Regions from separate parts of the Homo sapiens genome. Here region 2 is linked to region 1. Evidence: chromatin loops called from intact Hi-C (ENCODE). Cell type or tissue: PC-9. All regions are shown on one strand. Links, peaks and the distances in the headings refer to the core of each region. The heading gives the core; the rest is flanking DNA.

Region 1 (2,921 bases), core at 189-2,688:
TTTGAAGTCCCAGTGAATTACATAGTTCAGTCTCTTGGCCCATGTCAGGCGAGTGTTCGTTGTTAACATTTCTAAAGGGCTAAACTTTAGTCGCCCTCCTATGCTAGATCTTCCACTGGGGGATCCCCAGACCTATCCATTCCCCACCCCTCCCAGGCCCTGCAGGCGACTGACTTCTATGGACCACCTCCGGATTCTGGTTGGGTTTGGCCAATGGTGGGACACAGGTGGATTTTGGAGGGAGAATGAGGTCAGGATGTCTAGTCCCCTGGCTCTACCACTGCAGGTATGACACAGGCTGGCTGTGTTCCTCCCCAGATGAAAAGCAACTTTCCCTGGTCAGGGAGTGAAGTGGGCAGTTGCTCTCTCCCCTGGCCTTTGAGGGTCCAAAAGGACCCTAGTGGTCACCCGGCACCATTGTTAACTTTGGTGAGAGTTTCCTCAAATTATTCTGATCTTATTTCCTGCTGCAACTTGATTGACTACCTCCCCAGCCTCAATCCTCTAACTGAACATTAACCAAATGGATGCAAGAAAAAAATATCCTTGCATTTTTTTGGTAAGAGTCATTTTCCAGAACTGGAATATCACTATTTGGGAAGATTTTTGCAGCAATTTAAAAATTTGCCTTTGGCCGGGCACAATGGCTCGCCTGTAATCCCAGCACTTTGGGAAGCCGAGGCGGGCAGATCACAAGATCAAGAGATGGAGACCATCCTGGCCAACATGGTGAAACCATGTCTCTACTAAAAATACAATTATTTGGGAGTGGTGACAAGTCCCTGTAATCCCAGCTACTCTGGAAGCTAAGGTGGCAGAATCGCTTGAACCCAGGAAGTGGAGGTTGCGGTGAGCCGAGATCGCACCACTGCACTCCAGCCTAGACAACAGAGTGAGATGCCATCTCAAAAAAAAAAAAGAAAAGAAAAAACTGCCTTTATAGTATTAAGAATTTTAGAAATTATATAATCATCTATCTTTAAGCCTGAATTCATGTTTATAAACACTGAACCAAAAAATACATATGCAGTTTAGCCTTAAAAATTAAAAATATTTCCTCTAAAATTATGTATATTTAATCCTAACAATCTCATTGTTGTGTTAGGATCCTTCCATTCACATTTGGCACATCAGTGCCATCTGCTGGAAAGTTAATACATTTAGGTCTCCCAAATCCCAAAATGTTTGTCTTTTGTGGGGGAGTGGGAAGAAATGCATCCTTTATTTAAGAAATAAGCCTTACTTTTACATACATAGCTGTTTAACTTCCACATCTTTATCAATATAAACCCCAATTAATTACAAAGCACTAAAATAAAATCTAAAATTTAAAACGAAAAAACACTAAACATTTCTTTCTGCACATCTCTTGGTTTCTAAAACGTTCTTCTGTGGTTCTGCCCTGTTTGTATAAAGCTCCACATGCCTCCACATGTTTAAACATTACCCATTCTTTTACCCAAATCTCTGATATTGATAGATATGTAAAAAATGTTAAATATGTATGTTTAAATATAATATGTAACATATATTTAAATAAAATATATACATATATATTTTGAAGTCTATGACAAAGCTTTAGTTGTGAAATAAGCAAGGATGCAGGATTGTACATCTTTTCATCGTGCTTTCCCCGTCATTAGACAGCAATTAAAATCAGACAGAAACAACATGACACAACTGTTAAATTTTCTTATGTGAAAATTGCAACAACAAATATTCTAAATAATATAGAAACATAAAAGATTGCTTAACTGATTTTAATAACATGACATGAAGCCCCTAGACTTGATATAATCGTTATGCAAAATACATAGGTGAATACTGTCTTCTTTTAAAAATATAAAATAAATAAGCAGACATGTGAAAATGGGCAAGTTTCCATTAAATAAATGAAAATTTTTAAAAAAGAAAGTTTTGCTTTCCATGTCATTTGAAGAAGGAAAATTATCATTTTAAACAATATTCAAGTTTATTAAACAAATAAAAAAAGTATTATAAAATGTTTAACTTTCATCAGCTTCAAGGTTTATGTTGCTCCCGAATTTTGCATACAACTGAACTTTCAAATCTGCTAACACTCGCTGAATTGATTCCACTCTGGATTCTAAGGCGTCAATTTCTTCTTGCAAATTTTTCTGGAAAAAAAATATTTTAAATTAATTCTATTCAATAGGATGATTTCTGAGCATCTGTGTCTGAAATAATATTTGGGAAGAATTTTAGGTCAAGAACCTTCTAAACTTGGACAGGCAGCTAAGTAACACTGATAATTAGATCTAAATGTCTGAATGTGGGCATTTTTAATTCATGGTCCATATCTGCTTATCACAGAATAAATCAAGTTTGTTTTCTCAGTTTCTGCTGATCTAAAAAATAGTAAAAAATTACTGTCTAAATTATTTCCTAACAAAGAACCAAATACAAAGACTTCTATAAATAGTTTATCCTGGGCCTGCTGGCTTCTAACCCAGCTTTTTCCAACAACAAAAATAACTATGAGACTACAGGAAATGATAGAAACTCACACCACCAACCACCAATAATTAAGAAGAACAACTTATGATCCAAATCTGGCAGAAATTTTCACTAACTTTGAGGCCTCTGGAGCTAAACTTTGGAAAAGAGTGGTAAAAAGTGCCTCATTTGTAAGAAAGAGCAGCTTTGCCCAGTGAAAACTCAGATATTTTCTAAGTATTTGAGGTGATAGACATGTTAACTATCTTGATTTAATTATTCCATATTGTATTAATAAATTATAACATCCCGTTTTACACCATAAATTTATACAATTATAAATTGTCAATTTATAATTAAAAAAAAGAAAATACAATTCCAAAGGACAATTCTTTCTACCTACCTATCTATAGATACTTAGCCTCTTCAATTCTAAAACCAGTTTTGTAATGTTAATGCTTCCC
Region 2 (2,921 bases), core at 324-2,823, 160 kb before region 1:
AGACTCCATCTCGAAAAATAAAAAATAAATAAACAAAAATAAAAATAAAAGTGTGGCATTGAAGTGAAAGAAACGTCATGAAGAAAAAGAGCACATTTTGTAAAAAAATCAAACCTGACCCAGAACAGGAATGGAGGATATAGTGATATCAGAGAAGACTTCCTTCAGGAAGTGATGTTGAGATGATCATTGAAACATCAGAAAGGACAAGGGTATTTCAGACAGAAAGAAGAGTATGTGCAAAGGCCCTGTGGTAGAAGGGAGCATACAGCATTTGAAGGACTCAAAACAATTACAGAAATATTACTTACTTTGTTAGTCAGGGGGTTAGCAGCAAGGGGTGTAGTTTGACATTAGTGAGGTGGGCAGCACGTGCAGGGCCCTGAGGTTGTGTTAAGAAATGTGGTCTTTGTTCTAAGAGCAACAGAAAGTAATGTAAGTGCTTCAAAGGAGAAGAGGGAGAAGAGGCTGGTGTGATCAGATTTGCATTTTTAAAAGAACACTCTGGCTGCAACATTCAATGCTAGATGAATCTAATTCCAAAGCCCATGCTTCATTCCAAGCCACCTCTGGCCTAAAGTCTAGGCAAAAAGGGTGAGGAAGGAGGGTGTGGCTTTTAAATAGAAAGGTTTGGGAAGTCCTAATGAGAAGACAATATCTGAACAAAGACCTAGAGCAAAGGAGGAGAAAAGCCTTGCAGAAACTAGAAGAAAAAAAAAAGACATTTTGAGGAGGAAATGGAAGAAGAAAGGTCCTCAGATGTTACTTATTGTAGGGGTGGATGCTGGAGCTGTTTGGTGGATCATGGAAAGGCTGAAAGAGAGAAAGTATACATTTGTATGGCTGTGCTGACAGTGGATCCAAAAAAATAATTAGCAGGATTTTGTGGTTAAGAAGGGGACCACTTAGCAACATGGCTTTGGAAGAGTTGGGATGCCCAGTGGCCACAAGCACAGGATTAGGAATCAGACAGTCTCAAAATGGAATTGTGGCTCTTTCACTCTTGCCCACCTTATATTTCTCGGAATCTCAGTTTGGGTGTCTGTAAAATGGAGGCAGTAATGACTGATCTCATGTAGTCATTGGGAAAATTAAGGAAGATAATGATGGAAAGTGCCTGAGCAGATGTTGCCAATGCCCTACCATATCACCTGGGCTACTGCACAGAAACTGAAGGTGATTATCCACAGTACACAGCTACAGCTGATTTTCTTCTCTCTGCCTGATAGAGGTCTCTGGCCAGTACACGTTCTTAGCCTGATCATTAGGCTGATCAGAAGGATCAAGACTGGAAAGTCATTTCCCAGGAATAACTTTCAAACAATACCCCTGTTTCCTCATCTCTTGGGAGACAAACACGGGTTGTGCTCTGATAGTCACCCAGAGGGTCCCAGCAGATTGAGCCCTGGTTGCCCACAGTGGTAACTTGCCCTTTATTGCACACTTTATATGCTTTCCTGCCTTGCAGGTCTCACTTCTCCACTTTCATGCAGTGTAACCTGAGATCTCTTCCAAAAAAAAAAAAACCTGCTCGTACTCAACTGCTTCCCTCAGGAGTAAATAAATCTGTGACTGTGTAGAGTACCTGGCAAGGAAAGCATTCAATCAAGGTGAATTTTTACAATTATTGCTACAGGAGTGAACACGATTTAAGGAACTGAACTCAGGATTATGAGGCAAGAGAAAGAGGAGCCTCATTCAGGGCCAATTCCATGAACAGAATCAAGAGAAATTTCAGGTGCTTTTGTCAGTAAACTCTGACTACACCAGGTTTGATCTGGCCTCAGACAGAAATGGTTTTACCAATAGGAAATTGAAGGTTGTACTCATCCTGTTAGCAGAATGGAAAGCACTCAAAAGGAAGAATCTAGAAAAACCACGGTGAAGACAAATTTAATACCAAAGACTTTGTCTTCTATTAAAAAAAAAAAAAAAAAAAAAAAAAACTCCCTACCCAAAGATCTCTCTCTATATATAGTACATAGATGACACCATCACAAAATAGGCATGTGTTTTCAATGTATATTCAGGCACTGATACAACAAATATTTATTGAGCATCTACTGTGGGCCAGAAACTGGTTTAGTCCTAAGAAGTTAGCAGTAAAAAAAAAAGGTGAAAAAAAAAGGAAGACAAAAAATTCCTGACCTCATAGAATTTAACATTCTAGATTGTGAAGACAAACAATAAGCAAAATAATTAAGTAAAAATTTGAGAATGTGAGAGAAAGAGAAGTTTTGGAGACAAATTAACCACAGAAAGGGAAAGAGGTGGGAAGGAGGAGGTTGGCACTTTTAAATAGAATGGCTCAGAAGGTCTTAGTGAGAAGGAAAGATCTGGATAAAGACATGAAGTGAATGAAAAAGAAAACCATTCAGACATCTGCAAAAAATAACGAAAACAAAAAGCAAAATTTAAGCCAAGGGAGAAGTAAAGCAAAGGGTCTGAGCAGAGAGAACAGCACCAGGTTCAAAGAACAGCAATGAGGAGGGTGAGGTGGAAGCATTTGGCTGCAGGGGTGAATGGAAGAATGAGAGCCAACAGGGGCCATGGCAGACAGAGGGAAGCAGATGGCACATTTATTTCTATAATGGATCAGATAGTAAATATTTTGGCTTTCTGAATCATGCAGTCGTTACTACCAAGACCCACCTCTACCATTGTAGCACACAAGCAGCCACAGAAAATGCATAAATGAATGGGCCTGGCTGTCTTTCAATAAAACTTTATTTATAGGAATTTAAATTTCATGTCATTTTCACATGCCACAAATATTATTGTTCTTTTGAGTTTTTTCAACCATTTAAAAATATATATTAAGTATACATTTCTTTTTTATCTACTTATTTATTATATATTTTTATTTTTTTATTGAGACAGGGTCTCACTGTTTTGCCCAGGCTGGTCTTGAACTCCTGAGA

What was found. Peaks named below come from ENCODE experiments on the same cell type or tissue, not always from the same donor. Only the 100,000 strongest peaks of a DNase experiment are listed, where the experiment ranks them.
Region 2: a loop joins it to region 1, with 2.6 times the contacts of the local background. A loop is called at or near these places in 2 of 110 quality-filtered maps.

Annotation. Positions count from the first base shown.
Region 1 is chr20:54,218,236-54,221,156 of GRCh38, reverse strand. It overlaps PFDN4 (prefoldin subunit 4), which reads right to left. Exons shown (of 4, transcript NM_002623.4): 4 at 1,196-2,138. The coding sequence ends at 2,007. Among named protein-coding and RNA genes, the nearest start is that of PFDN4, 12 kb to the right of the region's middle. In PC-9, for the core only: CTCF peaks have their summits at 943 and 1,143 (motif pointing left); a DNase peak (open chromatin) is centred at 1,136; H3K27ac peaks cover 403 bases.
Region 2 is chr20:54,381,220-54,384,140 of GRCh38, reverse strand. No RefSeq gene overlaps it. Among named protein-coding and RNA genes, the nearest start is that of DOK5, 93 kb to the left of the region's middle. In PC-9, for the core only: no CTCF peak of the experiment used is centred there; a DNase peak (open chromatin) is centred at 1,540.